2 separate regions of the Mus musculus genome follow, and region 1 is linked to region 2. The links are chromatin loops, found by intact Hi-C in ENCODE. Cell type or tissue: heart. All regions are shown on one strand. Each heading gives the region's core, and the rest is flanking DNA. Links, peaks and the distances in the headings are about the cores only.

Evidence for each region. A loop is a pair of places that touch in the nucleus more often than their neighbours do. Peaks named below come from ENCODE experiments on the same cell type or tissue, not always from the same donor. Only the 100,000 strongest peaks of a DNase experiment are listed, where the experiment ranks them.
Region 1: a loop joins it to region 2, with 4 times the contacts of the local background. A loop is called at or near these places in 9 of 42 quality-filtered maps.

What each region holds. Positions count from the first base shown.
Region 1 is chr11:50,105,557-50,113,556 of GRCm38, forward strand. It overlaps a transcript of Rnf130 not described here. Among named protein-coding and RNA genes, the nearest start is that of Tbc1d9b, 22 kb to the right of the region's middle. In heart, for the core only: no CTCF peak of the experiment used is centred there; a DNase peak (open chromatin) is centred at 3,525; H3K27ac peaks cover 348 bases.
Region 2 is chr11:50,017,685-50,028,573 of GRCm38, forward strand. It overlaps Rnf130 (ring finger protein 130), which reads left to right and starts at 7,647. Exons shown (of 9, transcript NM_021540.4): 1 at 7,647-7,963. The coding sequence starts at 7,717. In heart, for the core only: a CTCF peak has its summit at 7,255; DNase peaks (open chromatin) are centred at 7,317 and 9,267; H3K4me3 peaks cover 2,358 bases; H3K27ac peaks cover 1,735 bases; H3K27me3 peaks cover 1,798 bases.

The DNA.
Region 1 (8,000 bases), core at 1-8,000, 85 kb after region 2:
TGGCCCACAATGTGTTCAAGGATCATCTATGTTGTGTCATGTAGTAATACTTTATTTCTGTAGTAGTATGGTTTATTTTTGTATGCTATTTTTGCAAGTTTGCTGAATTTAACTAACCTTTAGAATTCTTTAGGATTTTCTATGTACACGATCATGTCATTTGAGTCTAGGGGTCTTTTATGTCTCCTTATAGTCTGTTTTACTTTCTTGCTTGTTCATCCTTAGGTAGACAGTGACTATAAAAGATATAAACTAACTTCCATGTTTTATTACAATCTCCATGGTAGAAGGGAGAATTCAGTTGGTCAGCAGTGAGTGGGAAGTCGCTATAGGATTTTCTTACTCTCCATCAACTTGAGAAAGTAATCTGTCCGTAGGTTACGAGATGCTTTTACCCCGAAACTTTTAGATGGTGTCACGTTTCCCTGTACCTATTACACTGATCTTGTGGCATTTTGTCCCATATTAACATAGTATATATTGATTTTTTTTTTTTGAGACAGGATTTGGCAATGCAGTTCAGAATGACCTCAGACCTACAATTCTCTCAAGGTCTGTTGCAGCCAAGGCAAATCCCAGTGATTACACTTTTTCCATGCTCTGAACCAGCCTCACATTCCTAGGGTAATCTCACTCACAGAGTGTGTCGTTGCAGTGTGCTAGGACTGTCAGACGACTTCTTTAGTTTGTAAGATAAGCTTGGCTCTTTGCTCCGCTTTGGCATCGTTGTAAACGCTGATCTCACCAGCTCTGCCCTCTGTGTTAGGAAGAGTACAAGGGCCGATGGTCCTTCAGATGCTGAGAACCCACATGGTCCAGGCTCCTCTTCCTAGGAAGTTTCGGGTTTCTCTAGTGTGCTCCTGCACTTGTTAGGGTTCCTGCAATTGTTGGGGCTCACTTGCTCACCCCTCAACCTCTCATCCTCTCTCATGGCTCTGGTGGTCCTGGCACTGTGAACTTGACCAGGCTGAACCCACACCTGCCGCCTCCAAATGCTCCACTACAGATGTGCACCACCTGCCACACACAGCTGGCTGTTTTCCTCTCTAAAGTGAAAGATTAGGTTATTGATCTGAGGTCTTTGGGGAGTTTTTGGTATTTTGGGGGTTTTGTTGTTGTTTTATCTGGGAACAGTCTGTATGTGCCAGGCTGGACTGGAACTCATAAGCTCAGTGAACCTTACACTCAGTATCCTCAGTAGGCAGGTTTTGCATGCTTGGCTTCTTTTTAAAGTATAGGTGCTTATAGCCAAAAGTCTCCCTCTGAGTTCTGTCTCTTCTAGCCATACTTCTTTCTATTTACTGATTTCTTCTTCCCCCTGTGATTTCTTCAACACACTGATTATTTGGCAGTTATAGTCTTTAAACCCTATGTATTTATAGATTTTTTTTCCCAGTCTGTTACAAATTTCCAATTTTGTTTTAAATTCTTCCAGATACCTTGGTTGGTTGGTTGAAATAGGTGGAGAGCTTTCGTGCCTTTTACCCTGTTTACTGTACCAAAGCTTCATTACTAGCCCATCAGTCGCAGAGGGCGCTCAGCGCGCACCTGGGAGGATGCTGCTGTTGCTAGGCACAGTGCTGTGTGAGTGTCTGCTGTGTCGAATTGGTTAATGTGTTCAGTTCTCTTTTCCTTGCTTCTCTTCTGTCCCTTCTGCCCGTCATAGACTGTGAGCACTGACTCTTCACCGACTGTTGTTAAAATCCTCTGCTTCTCCCTATGTGTAGGTTTTACACACATAGGCTTGCATATTGGGTCATGCCATGCACATGGAATCAGAGAAATGTTTAAGCCACAGTTTGCTCTTTGCATTCCTACACACTGAGCTTCACTGGTTGGGGACCCTTAGTGGCACAGCTGTCAGCTGACCTTTGATAGCTTCCTCAGTATAGTTTGGTGAATTAGTAGCATGGTCCCTGCCACCTCATCTTATTCCAGTGGAATCAAAGTGATTCTGCCTCCGCTGTTCCCTCTCATTTGTGATCAGCTGTTGCTTTCAAAATAGTCATCAGAAAATGGAGGAACTCAAACAGCAGTGTTGCTGTTTCTGCTTGTTTAATGTAGCTCCTCTCTCCACAGAGTCTCCGTCTTTAGCATCACATACTGCTTCTCTAAAAATTAGTACTATTAAATATTTTTGCAAGAAATAAAGCATAATTTTTGGCAAGAACTAAAAGATAAAAAGGAATAAAGTTATAGGTTACGACTGGAAGTGTAGGTCATCAGTAACTGAGATAAGAATGTGGTATTTTGTATCTTAGATATTTAACTGTTTTCGTGTTCTAATTGTGATCTCAGTAACCAAGAAAGTGTGTGTGTGTGTGTGTGTGTGTGTGTGTGTGTTGTGTATTAAAATGTGTTTTTTGTTCCTTTGGGCCCAATACAGAATTAGCATCAAAATAAAATTGTTTATTTTTTATTAGTCAGGATATGCATAGTTAATATATAAAATTGAATAATTTTTTCACGTAGTATTTTAAAACTTAGAATGTGACCATGTTTAGGCTGATGTGGGTATTTCAGCTCTAAATCCTTGGGGAAGAACATACAGTTGTTTTCACTTTAGGGTTTTGTTTTTTGTTTTTTAAACCAAAAATAAATGTTTTAAAGACTACTTTGTGTCACAGAAGCTCTGGCATCAGTGGATTCAGAGTTGGGAGGTGTGTCTAAAGAGGAACTTGCAGAGTCTCCTGGTCCTGTGTCAGGCCAAAGGCAGCTGCAGCCACTAAGCCTGAGCAAGCCTCATTTCCCTTTGGCCAGCAACTTTCGAGCTTTAGACTTTTTAAATAGCAGAGAAAAGATTCCCAAGTGCCCTTCCCTGTTTTCCTTTGCAGTTGTTTGGTTTTACTATAGTAAATTCCTTATCCAGAGTTTAAGAATTGGACTTAACAGCAGCAGACAACTCAGAAACTGAGCCTTGACTGCCTTCTCACTCGCTCTGCTTATGTTGGGTGTGAATGTGCTGCAGCCCGGCTTGGGTCGGGGACAAGCAGCAGAAGCCTGTGGCACTAGGTTCCTGTCCAGGCAAAGTAAACTGAGCCTGCACCATCTCAGCGTTTTCCCTGCGCCACAGCTAAAGCTGGCCTGTGACCCAGTGTCCACTTTATGTTGATTTGATCTGCATTAGAATGTGCAGCAGGCAAGCATGAGACCCTGCCTGACTCACTGAGCTTCCTGCAGCCCCAGACTCCTCACCAATGTATATAGGCTACTGTAGCAGCATATAGGACTTGGGAGATTTGAAAAATTGTGTTAGTGAAGGTGCCTGGCTCAGTAGTTTCTGCAGATTTCCTTCCTTTATTTAAAAAAAAAAAAAAAAAAAAAAAAGCTGATCCTGCAAAGCCTTTCCTGGTATTGAAAAGGGGAAAGCCTTGTCAGGCATATTCAGCCTAAGAAAGTCTCTGGGCCACTAAGGTCTAACAGCTCATCTTCATTTCCTTCCTGTTCACAAAGTGAACACTGGGTAGGCCGAGCTGTGTTCACCACGAAGGTACAAAAGGTCACTCTATCGGGGAGAACTCACAGCCAATGCTTAGAATCTTAGAAAGGCTCACTCTTGCCTCCCACTGCTTTATATGAGGAAAGCTTTCTGTGGAAATCCGTGCTGCTTTTCTCCCCCGAGCAGGAACCACGAAGCCTAAGACACAGTGACGCAACAGCCTTCTGACTTACGATCATGAACCTTCTGTCACCTGACCTGGAAGTAGGGCCTGGACCAGTATCCAAGCCTTTAAAAAAAATGAGAATCAGCAGATATTGAACATTACTTTGTCTTTTAAAAGAAGATTCAAGATAATAGATTTGTAAACAACTGTTGAGTCTCAGAACACAGGTTTCCATAGTGAAGAGTTTGGGGGCTGTTTTTGTTGTTTTGAGCCAAGGCCTCCGGTAGTCCAAGTTAGCCTCAACTTTCGCATGTAGACAAGGGTGAGCTTGACCTCTTAAACTCCTTGTCCACTTCCTCCCAGGGATGGTGCTCAAACCCAGGGCTCCATGCATGCTAGTTCAGCACTTAGCAACAGATTGCGCTCCCCAGCCTTTCCTAACTAATTCTTAAGTTTTGTCAAATCTGAGTTATTTAGAGGGCTTATTGAATACCACTGAGCACAAGACTGTCTGCCTTCACTTTGCAATGTTTTTTTTTTTTTTAGTTTCATCAAAAGACGATAACAATGTTTGCATCTGCTTCATCTAACGACCCTGGAAAGCTGTTGAAATGCAATTAAATTTTGATTGTCTCAGAAGGTTACTAGGTCACTAGACTTACAGTGTAGAAACAGTTTTGGCTTAGGCTGAGTTAGGCACAGTGGGGTAGGCAACCAGCATTTGGGAAGCTGTGGTAGGAGGATCCTGGCTATATAGTGAAACCTCATCAAAAACAAATATTTACACATAAGGAAAATAATAACAAATGGAAAATCCAAGAGGAAATAGATAACAGAGAGGGTAATAGTGTGTAATTCTAAGTGATGATTAAAATACTAAAAATGTCTTACCACTTGTATGGTGCCCTTTTTATGGTAGACATCTGTGACCATGAGTCTAGAAAGGCTAGAAGCCAGTGCTCTAGGCCTTTCTCTCAAGAGCATCAAACTGAATTCAAGGAACTATAGACTGTCATGAATGGAGGACAAACGCACAGCCGAGTCAATCAAGCCCAAAGGCATTTCTTTAAAAAAGAAAATGAAATTAACGTCATTTCCTGATCAAGGAGACACCAACACCCAATACTAAGAATGAAGACATATCATGAATGCACACGTCAGAAACTGCAAAGAAACACAGGAGAAATGGTGAGATCCGGAGTTCTAGGGAGGGAGACGGAGAGCTGTTTGATGGCTTTAGAGCTCCAGGCTTGCAGACTGGAAAAGTCCTGGAAACTTCCTTCACCATGAAACATACATAAAAGTGCTCAAGATGTACAAACAGGTTTCTCAATGATAACGACACCAAATTCTGTTAGTACTTTGTACCGTGATTTTTTAACAGTAGCTGTGGGGGCTGGAGCAGCAGCTTACAGCACTGGCTATTCATCCTGAGGACCCGAGTTCAGTTCCCAGCAGCCATGTTAGGTGCCTCACAACTGCCTGGAACTCCAACTTCAGGAAGTCCAGTGGCCTCTCCGGCTTCTTTGGGCATCTGCACTTAATGTGGCATACTCTAATACGGACCCAAACGCATTAATAAAAATAAAACTTTTTTAAAGTAATGATAAAAATAACTGGAATTTTGTCAATAAATTCTGAAGATTAAATGTTGATCAATGTCTTTCGATTTAAAATTGATATGAGAAATAGGAAATTAAGTTCACCAACATCTAAATAATACATTGGACCCTTAAGTTAAAATCATTCTTCAAAGAAACCCCTAAGGTCAGAGTGGCTCTCAACCTTCCTAATGCTGCCACACTTCACTACAGCTCTCCACGCTGTGACCCCAACCATAGAATTGCTCCTTCCTAACTGCAATTGTGCCACTGTTAAGAATTGTAAATGTCTGTGTTTCCCAATGGCTTCTACTGGGGAGCTCTTTGTGATATTTAAGGGAGAGTAGGAAAGGGAAAAGCTTCCCAAGTATTTCTGTGATCCACATAGCATCAGGGCCAGTTGACCACAGCTGAAAGGAAAGAAAGGGGAGATAGGTTATTTAGCAAATATAGATGTGAATATTTGGTTTTGTTTTAATCTATCTGTCTGTCTGTCTGTCTATCTATCTATCTATCTATCTATCTATGGGTGTTTTGCCTGCATGCCTGGTGCCCAAGAGGACAGAAGGAGGCATTGGGTCCTCAGGTGGTTATGTGCTGCCCTGTGGGTGGGAAATAAAATCCAGTTCCTCTGGATGAGCAGCTGCCCCAGCTCCAAAGATCCGGGGGGTTTAAACAAAATATTAGTGGAAAGAGTCTTGATAGCATGTAAATAGGAAAACCTAAGAGTTTGTTTGTGTGTCTAAATCTGTACAGGTGCGTGTGCCTGTGTGTGTGCCTGTCTGCCTGTGCCTGTCTGTCTGGGTGTGCGTATGTCAGTATGTGTGACAATATGTGTATCTGAGTGTGTGGCTGTGTGTTTCTTCTGAAACAGGTTCTGTTGTTATCCCAGGCTTGCTTTGAATTTAGGACAGCCCTGTCTCAGCCTCCCAAGTGCTCAGATTACAGCTGTGTAGTACATACCTGACTCTGGCCATCTGTGGCTTTGTTTCTTTGAAAATGAGTACATTTGAAATAATTGACAGGAGCAGGGGGAGCGATTTTTCTTAATAATTATAGGAGAAAATGCTAAAATTTCCAAGATATTTCGTAAAGAAAATGACCCACAAAACCATGGCTTCCATTCCAAATGAATGTGTTGAATATACAGCAGGATTGAGGGAAAGAAGCGAACAGTGTACATCAGAAAGACAGTAGAGTGTTAGATCTGACACTTCCACTGTCTACTAGGCCTGACTGGAAAAGCCTGGCACCAAGTAGTTCACCGGGGTGAGTGACAAATAAGGAGGGTCCTAGGCAAAGTGTCCTCTCCTGCGTGAGACTTTCAGTCATTTCTTCCCACCATTGGTGCTCTTGCATCAAGAAATAAACAGTAACTGCTTTGCGCTGGACAATGGGGTGGTGTGTGTAGCAGCCCCGCCTCCAGAGCCAGTGTTTCCCTGAGCTTACATAGCACACAGCAATTTACTAAGGAAATGTCTATCACAGATGCCAGATCTTGACTATAGTGCATTTTTAAAATGACCACAAGCATAAGAACATGCTCCTTTCCAACTGTACGGAAGTAGGCCTACTGTGAGTCTCCTACCACACCGTCAGTAGCAATGTTAGCTACTATAGTAAGGCAAGAAAAAGAAATGAAAGGTATAAGTAAAAAGTAAGATGACTAAAACTACCACTGTCCACAGACAACCTAAGGAGAGAATCCTCGGCGCCTACAAACCAGCTCTTAAAATGAATACGCAAATTTAGCAGAATCAGTCACACATTGAGGTACCAAGCCAGGCCCAGTGGCATGAACCAGCTACCCAGGCTGAGGGAGGAGGGCCATCGGACCCAGAGCTCTGCACCCAGTCAGCAAGATCCTGTCTTATTTAAATAATATATCAACAGTAAGCAATTAAAAATGAAATTTTCAAAAAGATACTGCTTACAAGAGTATCAAGTAGACAGCCTGTGAAGGAATAAATCTGAAAGAGACGCAGGGCTTCTACACAGAGAGCTACTGTGCACTGCCGGGACATTCAAGGTGATGTAATAGAAGGATTGTCACAAGTTGGAGGAAGGACAAACTCAGTATTGTCTCATATTAATCTGCAGATCCCTGAAGTTTCTGTAAGATTCTAGGAGGCAAGTGTGAAGAGGCATAACTTGACAAACTTGATAATTTCTAGACGACAAGCAGAGGACTTACAGAGACTGCTAAGCCCATGCAATGCTGACCAGGAGCATCACGGGGTTAACTCCCGAACACTGCATCTAGGGACGCTTTGCAGCAAGAGACCAGCAGGGCCTGTGCAGGATGGCACCATGTCTGCTGTGTCTGCACAGGTGAAAAAGGAATCAAAATTCCTGCCATACTTGAAAATTTGGGCCCAAATGTGAAAGGCTACATGAACAACGAAACTTCCAGAAGGTAGAATTGAGTATCTTCAAAACTATGGGTTTTGGCTAAGAAGCAAAGAATTAATCATGACTTTAAAAGATACACAGGCCGAGGGCTGGAGAGATGGCTCAGCAGTAAAAAGCATTGCCTGCCCTTCCAGAGGTTCTGAGTTCAATTCCCACAGCCTTCAGTAGTGGGATCCAGTGCTCACTTCTGGTGTGTCTGAAGACAGCTACAGTGTCCTCATATAAATAAATCTCTCTAAACACTAAACACACACACACACACACACACACACCGAGCCAAGCAGGTAGTAAACAATTTACTATCAGCATTCAGAAAGCAGAGGCAGACAGATCTCTGTAAGTTTGATGCCAGCATGGTCTACATAGTAAAATTCCAGAGCAG
Region 2 (10,889 bases), core at 2,890-10,889:
AGCCCGATTTCACCTGGCAGGAAGTGAGGTCAGGGAGACCGAGCGGGCATCTGCCTGCATCAGATAAAGGCTACCATTGTTTGTCCTGTGCCTATTGAGTCATGCTGGCCCTGGTGGGGCTACTTTTCTGCCATCACATCCTCCCTGGGCAAGGCTGGTCGGTGGTCAAACAGAGAAAGTCAATGGGCAACCTGGAGGAACGCACTGATGACTTACCTGAGCAGCAGCATCCTCATGAAACTGCCCCCAGATTCCAGCTGCTCAGATCCCCAGGGACAGGTTGCAGTGCCCTGTCCTCTCTGAGGCCAGTCCTGCCACCTTCCCTTTTAAGCAGAAGAGCAGCTGAGTAGCCTCCCCAAACAATCTTTTTCTGTACATGCTGACCAAATCTGTTTCTGTTGTTTATGTGCTGAAGGCCCCTTGGGTACAATAAATTCCCTGGTGGAGGAGCCATCAGAACCCTAAGGATGTCCACTTCAAGTCAGCCTGAGTGCCAATGGTCAGACGAGAAGGCCGGCTGGTCTAGGCTGGCTCCAGCCAGCTGTCACCTACTTGCTCTCTCAGCTCTTTGTGGCTCAATCATTCATCATTCCGACTAAAGGGATCTTGACAAAGGGCAAAGTGATACCTTCGATTCTACTAAAAGGGCAGCCACCCTGGCAGCTCATCCCAGCTCAGCGTCCCAGGGGAGGGATCAGGCCCAGGACCCACTCAAGTTCCTGGACAGAGCTCAGTGTCAAGTCTCTGGCTTCCTGGACTGAGCCAAATGCAAGGAAATACAGTTCATCTGAATCTTGAGCCTGGCGCCAAGCTCGTGCAGAGATGCAGGAGGGTCCTGGGACCAGCCAGGATTAGGTCTGACATCCCTGGCCTTTGCTTCGGCCTCATCTACTGGGAAAAGAAGTTACTTCACTGAGCTTCGATTTCCTCATCTGGCTATCCTCCGGAGAATTAAATCCTGCTCTGCTACAGACAACGGGCTCCAAATCTGACCTCAATCTTCCTCTGCCCACCTTGACCTCTTGATCTTTTGCTACTACCTCTCAAGTGCTGGATTGAGGTGTTGTACCACCATGTCTAATTTATGAGGTGCTAGTGATCAAGCCTAGGGCTCCCTCCCTGCATGCTGGGTGAGCACTCTACCAACTGAGCTACATCCAAGTCCATCTGCTTATACAGATGTTACATCTCACCTGACCACAAAGCCATCATGACCAGTATGGCCTATGAGCCCTGGGCTTGTGGCTTGATAGGTCAATGTGACAGGCCTTCCCTCTATGCATCCACCATGTGGCTTCCCTAAAAAGACTCTAGCAGGAGGCCAGCTTCCTTCCTCTAGGCCATCCACTTAAAGGTAAGAGGAGTCTGAGCCACTTCCTTTTTTGTTTTTTCTGAGGTTCCCAGCATATGAAAAAATATAGAAGGTTATAGTAATTATGATATCAGTGTTTAAACAGAAAAAAAAATACAAAGCACTTACTTGTTGGCAAAGTAATTGCAGAACTCAATATGTTTCTTGATAAACTTTGAGTGGTGCAGTCCTTGGCAGAAAACAAGCTTAAAGCCTCAACTTGTGTGTGTGTGGGGTGTGTGTGTGTGTGTGTGTATGGGTGTGCATGTGTGTGAGTACATACTCTTGTGTGTGGTGGGGACCTGTGTGCACATGTGCATATGACAGCCAAAGGTCAATATCAGGTCTTATTCTTCAGAAGGCACTCATTTTTTTTTTGACACAGGATCTCCCATAGATTAAGCTGTCATCAAACAATTTAGGCAAAAATGAAAACCAGGAAAAGATAGAGCATTTATGACCAAATAGTAATGTAGTAATGACAATGGCTAAATTAAAGTAGCAAGCAGAGAGGTGCCATTTTAAAAGCCTTCAGATACTGGCAATTTTTTTATTAAGTAACATTAAATTTTAGAGGGAATCACTGCTGTGTGAATTTTTCTTGGAAAGGCATACACAAAAATTGATCAATACAGCTTACCACATCGATCAACGATAACAAACCAAAGAAACAATTGCCCAGGAGTCTAGCGTGGTGAAGTAATGTGTTTCCCGAGCTTGCTCACAGGAGCTGCAGTGAGGGCTTACTCACCAGAGTGTGCGTGACCCCAAAATATCAGTGTTAAGAAAGTCTCATTGAAGCATGAATAATAGCCTTATAGCTAAGGTGATGGAGTCCCCTTAAGTTAACCTCCCACTCTATAAACTCCAGCATCTTCCGAGGCCATGTACAGCTGTGGCAGAATTACATACAAGAGTTTTGATGTGGTCACATCTTAAGCTTTATTGTGCACGCAGGATTTGAGTTAGTTATCACCAGGAAGAATTTCACCAAAATATACTGTGCTTAAATATGCCTAAAGTAAACGACTTGGGGTCAGTCTCTCCGAGTTTGAACCAACACTAGCTACTTGGTTGTATTGGACTGAACTACCTTTACCTCCTATGGATTACTATTCTGCTGGCTATGACAGTCACAAAGACCCCCACATTCCTTCTAGGAGGGAAGTCAACAGATGCCACCTTGGCCTCATCTGGTGATCACAGCTGCTCTAATTAAGACGGTAATGGCTGTTATACTTGGAGGACAGCATTCCACAACAACGGATCACACAAATACATTGTGGGTTTTCTCTAACTGTCCCCTGGTTAACAGGGTGGCTCCTGGTACCCAAGTGCTCATGTACTCTACGTACTCAGGTTGGCTTGTTCTGGGACTTCAGACTCACCTGACCACGACCTAGATCTTTCTAGTCCTTGTCTTTCTAGCAGCAAGTCATGAGGAAACGTGCTGGCTAGTGGTTACCAGTTGCAGGTACTCATCATCAGATTAGAACCTGTTAAAACTAGAGGTGCCAGGAACCTTATTTCATAGAGGGATGCTGACTTTGAGGCAATGGGACAAGCAGATTCCATCCAGTTGACCTGCGGCCAAACACATATGTGAAACACTGGCTTTTATATAAATCACCCCCCAAAATAAGGAAGAAATAGAGGGAGAGGGGAAGAAGGAGCACACAGCATCCTGAGAACATCCTAGTTCCTAGGGACTGTCAGTTTCCGTGGTGAAAATGTTGCCCCGATATCATGGTTAATTTCAGGGAATCAACGATTTAACAACTGTCTCTCTAATTCCTGAACACTTAACAATGGCTCCAGTGCACCCCTGATGTGAGCCCAGGCCTGAGTGCTTCTCTCATATCCCCACTCTTTTCTATCAGTTGTTCTAGAGTTTGACTTTAAAAAAAAATCAATTTCAGAATTTTACTATGTTCAGGTCCTATTTAATTATTACTCAAATAATTTTCTTCAAGAATCCTCCCTCCCTTCTCTCTTCTTTTTACTACCCTCCCCCACATGCATTCTTTTCCTCTATGGTAGGGGATGGAATCTAGGGTCTCTTCAATGTTGGCCAAGTGGGTGATAGCTAAAGACAGGTGATAAGGCTGCCATTGAAAACCAAATCACTCACAGCAAAGGGGAAGATAACATTGAAGTGGGCACTTTAAAACCAGAAGTGGTGGCACACCTGCAATCCCAGCATTTGGGAAGTAGAAGCAAGAAGGTCAGAAGTTCAAGGTCCATCTTTAGCTACATAATGCTTGATCTTGGTGTTTTATCACAACAATAGAAAAGTAACTATGTGTTGGAACTGATGACTCTGGGACCCTAGAGCCTATCTCTGTGAAACCATTTTAGGAACAGGACACACCTGTTCACATCATTCCCAAGGAGGAGGGAGTGAATCTGGGGTGAATATGCTAGCATTAGAAGCAGTTCCTACATGGCTCTGTGTTAGGGGTATAGGCCACCTGTGGCACCCTGAGGATTGGAGGATCCACAGGACACAACTCCAGCAAGCCTGCATTATTGTATTGGACCACCTTCTGTAACAATTTATCCTTGGTCATAGTTTGGGGATGGAATGTGATCAATAACAACAGTGAAGGCCTCAAACACAGAGACCGAGAAGAGAGATTCGAGTTGGGGTAACGAGAGGATAGCTAAGAAAAGGTAGTGGTGCTTCTTCCAGAGCTAAGTATACGCCTGCCCTGCAACTCTAAAGCACACTCTCAGGGATGCAAGACAGCAACGCCCAACCCTGCTGACACAGTGCATTTTCTGTGGCTATAATATATTACCTGAAATTGGGTAACCAATAAAGGCTGGATATGTGTCTGGCTTATAGTTCTGAAGGCTTGGAGGTCTAAGATCATGGCACTATTTGTGGAGGGCTTTCTTGCTGTATCTTATCATGGTAGAAGGAAGATCAGAGCTAGGAGAATAACCAGAAAAGATCTTGCCTCCAACAACATAGAAGGCAAGGACAGACACTCACGGTTGTCCAGTGACCTCTACTTTGCTTTTATAACTAAGTCATTCCTCAGTAACTTACTGGTCCATTACTCCACAAATCCATCAACAGATCGATCTATTCAAAAGCCAGCACCCTCCTGACCCAGTGACCTCTAAATGCCATCAACATATGACATTAGAGATTAGGTCACTACACACAAATGCTTGGGAATAAATATTCAAGCCATAGCAAACAGGTTGTAGCATAAAGCTAGGTGGCAGAGCAATTGTCCTGCATGAGTAAGGCCGCAGGCTCAAAGGTCAACAGCCCGAGGAGAGGACAACAAGGAGGTGTGGCAGCATAGAAACAAAACAGATTTCCCAGCACCCCTGTTTTCCATAGTCCCTAGAGAAAAATCAATAACAGTGCTCATGAATAGGAAAATGGATAAATCAATCATGGAATACTACACAGGAAATAAAAAAGAACCATGACTAAATTAAAATGACAGAAAATTAATTTCAGACATACCATTAAGAAACCAGACACCAGTGAGTAGGTGCTGTGTGGTCCCATTTATGTAAATCAAACTAATCTATAGCCTCAGGAATAAGAATACCTGGGTGTTCGTCACAGGCGGCCAGGGAGACTTTCAGGGTTTTAGTGCTGCTTTTTGTTTTGTTCCAGTTGTTATAAAATGGCTTTCACCTTGGAAATATTTGCCCGGTGTACACACAAGATTTCTGCACTTTCCTACCGATGTTACATTCCTTAGGAAGTGTGTGTGTGTGTGTGTGTGTGTGTGTGTGTGTGTGCTTGTTCACTGTCTGTATGGATGTGTTCAAGCCATGGTACACGTGTGGAGGTCAGAAGACAACCATAAGTGGCTGTCCTTGCCTTCTATGTTGTTTGAGGCAAGGTCTTTCCTGGTTATTTTCCTAGCTCTACTTCGCATCTTTGCACAGAAACTCTGGGGTTACAAACGCGTGTTACCATATGTGGCTTTATGTGAGTTCTGGGGTTCAGAACTTAGGTTCTCATGTTTGCACAGTGATCACTTTACCCCAGAGTCACCTCCCAAGCCCCCAGATGTTACATTTCAACATCAACCTCAATAACTGTAACTCTAAAAATCCAGTGTACTAGTGAATGAAGAGAATGAAAGACAGAAGACATTCACAACCCAGTAAGACTTAATAATTGTTTTTTGGTTCTTCAAGACAGGGTTTCTCTGTGTAGCCCTGGCTGTCCTGGAACTCACTCTGTAGACCAGGCTGGCCTCGAACTCAGAAATCCGCCTGCCTCTGCCTCCATGATTTAATAATTAAAAAGTACAAAATACTAGACAATACAAACGTTGCAAGAACACAAAGAAAAGACACATTAAGTACATTAATGTGGGGGCAGAAAATCAGACTAGGAATTGTGGTAAAAGCAAACTGCTGCTTTTGATAAAATGAGAGCGGGGCTTTGTATGACCAGTTGGGGTCATTTAGAAAATTTAAGAACACAAACGAGGAAGCACAAGAGGAAGAAGAGAAGTTAAGAGGCTATGGAGGAAGAGAAAGAGGAGGAGGGAGAGTGGGAGGGGAGGAGAGGGGAGGAGGAGACAGACTTTGGAAAACTAGACAACTCTCTGAGAGTTTCAGCACTGCCCATGGGGCCATGCTTAGGCTTTGACCCCTGGAGTCCCCCAAGCACTGTTCCATGGGCCTTACACACTTGTCCTTATACACCTAGAGGTAGCAAGCAGATCAAATCCTGACAGACAAAAGCTCTTAATAGAATCTGGGACCTGCAAAGGTGGTAGCTGAGATCTTAGTGGAGCTTGGCAAGAAGGGAATTTGACATGGGACAAACAGGTGATCTAGGCATTCTTATGAACTGAGAAATGGGAAGAGAGACAGGCAAAGAGGTTTAAGAGACAAAGAAAGTGGTAGAGATAGAGAAATGGCCCTGTCAAGGTGGGCATGAGGGTAGCTCACTGACAGGCATCTGAGGGCTCTATTCAGACTTCAGCCCACATCCTCCAGGAAGCCCCCCACACCCAAGTACCCTAAACACTACATTCTCATTTCCCATATACTGTTACACCAGTAGTTCTCAACCTTCCTAATGCTGTGACCCTTTAATACAGTTCTTTATGTTGTAGTGACCCCAACCATAAAATTATTTTCGTTGTTTACTCCTTCCTCTACCCTGGTTTTGTATCAGGTGTGTGTGGACTTCTATCACTTCTCGTCAGGGGCATCAGCACCCCACACACTAAAAACCCTTGCTAATACCATACACATTTTTAGCAAAGGGAAGATTAGACCAACAAATGGGAGGGGAAAGGAGATTCATATTAGAGATAGTCTGATGCAGGCTCCAAACATAGCCTGTGACTCTTTGGCAGGCACCTCCGGGGTCTCATCCTGAGAATAGGTACTGGGGTCCATTTCACCCAGTGAGGAGAGGCCCAATTACTGAAGAAACAGAGCAGAGTCCTTGTTAAATGCCGTGGTACTATGCCATTTTACAAAAAGGAAGTGAAGGCCTGTGGCTCTGGGTATTCTGGGGGCGGGGAGGGGGGAGTGGGGGAAGAGGACCATACCAACCTGATGAAGTTAACATCCGTCTCTAACAGACCTTGCTAACCACTCAGATGCCTTATTGGGTCCAAGTCTACTGGGCCCCAAACGCAAAGGCACTCTCCCGACTGATGTCAATTATTGTACAGCATGCAACCAACCCAGTGGAAATGTTAGCTCTCACAGACATTTAATTTAAAACCTTAACGATTAGCTTAGTTTCTTTTAGTGGTATCTCCAACATCTCTATAGGTTCTTGGAAAGCTTCACAGATCCAGGTCATAGCGGGGTATGAAGCCCGGGGCAGTTCACTGAACCCAGTGCCAGCAAGCAGGTGACTGGACCGCCCCTGGCCCTCGTGCGGGAGGGCGGGAGCAGGCAGCGCCTATTGCGCACGCGCAGCGGACGGGTTTGCGCATCGGGCTTGCGCGTTGCCGCTCTGCTGGAGGGAATGGGGCGGCGGCGGGCACGCGCCTGAGGCGGCGTTGCTGACCCTCCCCGAGCAGTGGGGACCACTCCTTCCCACCACTCCGAGTCCTCTCAGGGGCCCTGTCCGCAGGCCTAGTCCCTGGGCATTCCAGGTGCCCTGACAGCACACGGCCTGACGCGCCGTCCTTCCCCTGAGAGATCCACGGGCGCGCACTCGCGCGCGGGCCGCGGACGTGAGGGCGGCGAACGGCGGAGCCGCGGCGCCGAGGAGGGCCGTGCTCGTGCCCGGCTCGTTTCGAGGCGCGCGCGCGCTCCCGCCGCAGCCCGGGCCGCGCCCGCCCCGCCTCTCAGCACCGGCCCCGGAGCCCGGTCCGCGAGCGGCGGCGGCGGCGGCGGCCGGAGGGACCATGAGCGGCGCGGCGCGAGCGGGCCCGGCCCGGCTCGCGGCGCTGGCCCTGCTGACTTGCAGCCTGTGGCCGACGCGAGCGGACAACGCGAGCCAGGAGTACTACACGGCGCTCATCAACGTGACGGTGCAGGAGCCCGGCCGCGGCACCCCGCTCACGTTCCGCATCGACCGCGGGCGCTACGGGCTCGACTCACCCAAGGCCGAGGTCCGCGGCCAGGTGCTGGCACCGCTGCCCATCCACGGAGGTGAGGCCGGAGCCGAAGCCCGAAGCCGGGCGGGGGTCGCGGGGGCGGCGTGGCCGGGGGTCTGCGCGCCGTTCGGCCGCCGGCCCAGGGGGCTCGAGGTCCTCGCGCTGTGGAGCCTGGCCTGCTCCCCGCTGAGGAAAGAGGCTCCAGAAACCCTGCTGCATTTCACCCTAAAACTAAAAGAGAGCGAGACTTAGAACGTCCTCCTCTTTTTCATTTAGTTAGCTTGTTTACTGGAGGGCACTGGAATGCGAGTTTTCAGGGACAGTTGAGACAAAGGAGGTGGTGCAGGGGCGCAGAACTAGTTCATGGTGGACGAGATGCTTAACCTGTTTTTTGGAATCGGTAGGTTTGTTCCTGAAATCCCACGGATTTAACACTGCAGTGAATCTCTAGGGATCAGAGCCCCCCCCCCCATCTACTCCCCCTCCCCCTCCCTCTCCCCCCAGTAGTGGCTAAGGGGAGAGGGTCCCTGTTGCTTTTGGTTTTCTCTGGCCCCGATAGTTGTGCTGTCATGAAACGCTAGAGATTTTCACATTATAAAGAATGTGAGAGTAGCTGAACTAGTAGCCAAGTCTTTGGTCACGGGTGCCCATCCAGAAGGAAAAAAGGTAAAATGATCAGGAATCGTCTTTGAAGCCATTTGATTTAGCCTTGGCGTTCCCTTTGTGTATGCTGGCTGTGAATTCTTAATGATTTGGTGTAAACTGGTATTTGTTAATTACTGGCCGTGTTTTAAAGGACATTTCTCCGTGGAGTGTGACATTTGGGGACTTTGGCAGGCTGGACTTCGGGGAGATGTCTCCCATCTTCTATATCCTCCCGTTCTCACCTTACAATGTTGAGAGGATTAAAAACCAAAATTGCTATTCGTGTTCAGATGACCTAATCTAGGCAATAGTGTTTGCTTTTATAGTCTAAAATATTAAAATATGCTCTCTGAGCTCGGTATTTGTATAACATATATTAAGCAGTTGTTGTTGAGGCATACTGGCTTGGGGCATAAGGTTTTACTGTTGTCTTTCTTCAACTTAGACTGGGCTCTTAAACGGTCATTTTTACACCAGTGTATTTCTTATTCCACTAGGTTAGAAGCAGTACTTAAGGTCCCTATTTGACCATAGGAACAGTTTTTTTTTCTTTGCTCCATTCAATAAATATTTGCTGCCTGCTCTGTGCCAGTCACTGTGGTTGGGACATGTAATGTTGCCAAACTATGGCAGTAACAATGCTACACTATTTTCTGGTGGGGAAAAGAACCGTGAGGGTCATGTGGAAGGGAAGGAAGAGGAAGAGAGAGGCAAGCTACTCTGCAGAAAGAGCTGTAAAGTGTTATGAAATCTGTGGTTTGCTCTTGGGGCTTGGTTCTCCCCAGGCAACCCAGACCACCATCCTCACTTAAGATGCTGTACTCCAAAGTGTTTTGAGTGCCACTATCTGTTGCTTGTCTTCACCCCCAAATTAAGTCCCCTTTTGGATAGTGCTTGTATGAGTCCAGCAGAAAGGTTTGGGGAGCTAAAAGTCAGTTATCTTAACCTGTCACTGGTTGAAGGCTGCATATTAGACCTCTGCTGCAAATACACACTGTTTGATACTGGTAAAATAATTTGGTCTGGTGGCTTCATTTCTTATTTTTAAAAAATTAACTGATGGAGAACTCACCTCTCCTGTGAAGAAGTGGTGTCATTATTGTGTCCTTAAAAAAATATTACTTATTTTATGTATGGATGTTTTGTTGGATGTATGTATACCATGTAGAGCCCACGGAGACCAGAAGAGGCTGGAATTGGAGTTACACAGCCATCTTGTGGGTGCTGACAACCAAGCCCATGTCCTCTGCAAAAGCAGCAACCACTCTTAACTGCTGAGCCATCTCGCCAGCTCATACCACATGAGAATTGTGTCAGGATTTCTCAGGATGTCAATGGTGGGACCCTGTAGGGGTCAAGTTTTGGACAAATGGCCTTTACCCATGTGGTCTTTCAGTCCAGCAAGTGCTGATTGAAACCCACTTTGCCAAGCACCATTAAAATTGCTGACAGAAAGGAAAGGCAGTAGCCTGGAGTAGAGCTGTTGGAGGAGTCTTTCTGAAGCTCCCATTCGGAGGGGCTCTCTCCCCAGGACATCTGCCTATAAATGTTTCTACACCCGTGGGTTTATAAGAACTCCAAGGTGACATTCTGCTCGTGTGTAAGAAACTCAAGAATGTATTTTAAAAAGAAGACTGTGGTAGAAGTCTGGTAAAATTCTTTGTGTTTAAGAAGCTAGGTGGGGTAGCAGACACCTGTCATCCCAGCAGTGGAATTGCTGGAGGATTGGTTCTCCACAGTGCATCCCAGGACAGCCTGGCCTATGGTGTGAGACCCTCTTCCCCAAAACAAAAAACAATAATACCTATTTGAAAAGACACAAGAAATTTAGAGTTTTCATAATGAAATTCTATATGTATGGCTTGATCTGTGAAGTTAGAAACCCTTGTTGATTTTACAGTGCTCTTCTCAGGTCAGTATGAGTTGCACAGCTAGGCATGTGTGAATTACTGAGTCTTACTTGACCTATCTTTATAACGGTCTGATTGACTCTATTTTCCCTTAAAGGGTTGTTATTTTAAAAGTACACTTTGAAAAGTGCTACCATTCTACTTTGTGAAAATGCTTCCTAACCAAGTATACTTTGAAACAAATATTTTTCATTAAACAGAATATATCACTGAGTGGAGATGCTCTTTGTTCTGGACTAACATTTATATGTTACCTGATACAAATGTTCATTTTTAGAAAGGGAGTTTTGAAGGGGTGTGTTGTAAGTTTCTGAACAGATCATAGCTGCTTTCTGGCTGCTTGCTGCAATGATCAACTTTGAATTAGGAACACCCTAATCCCTTTGCAGAGCAGACCTAGCTAGTGTGTGGCACAGACATTGTAAA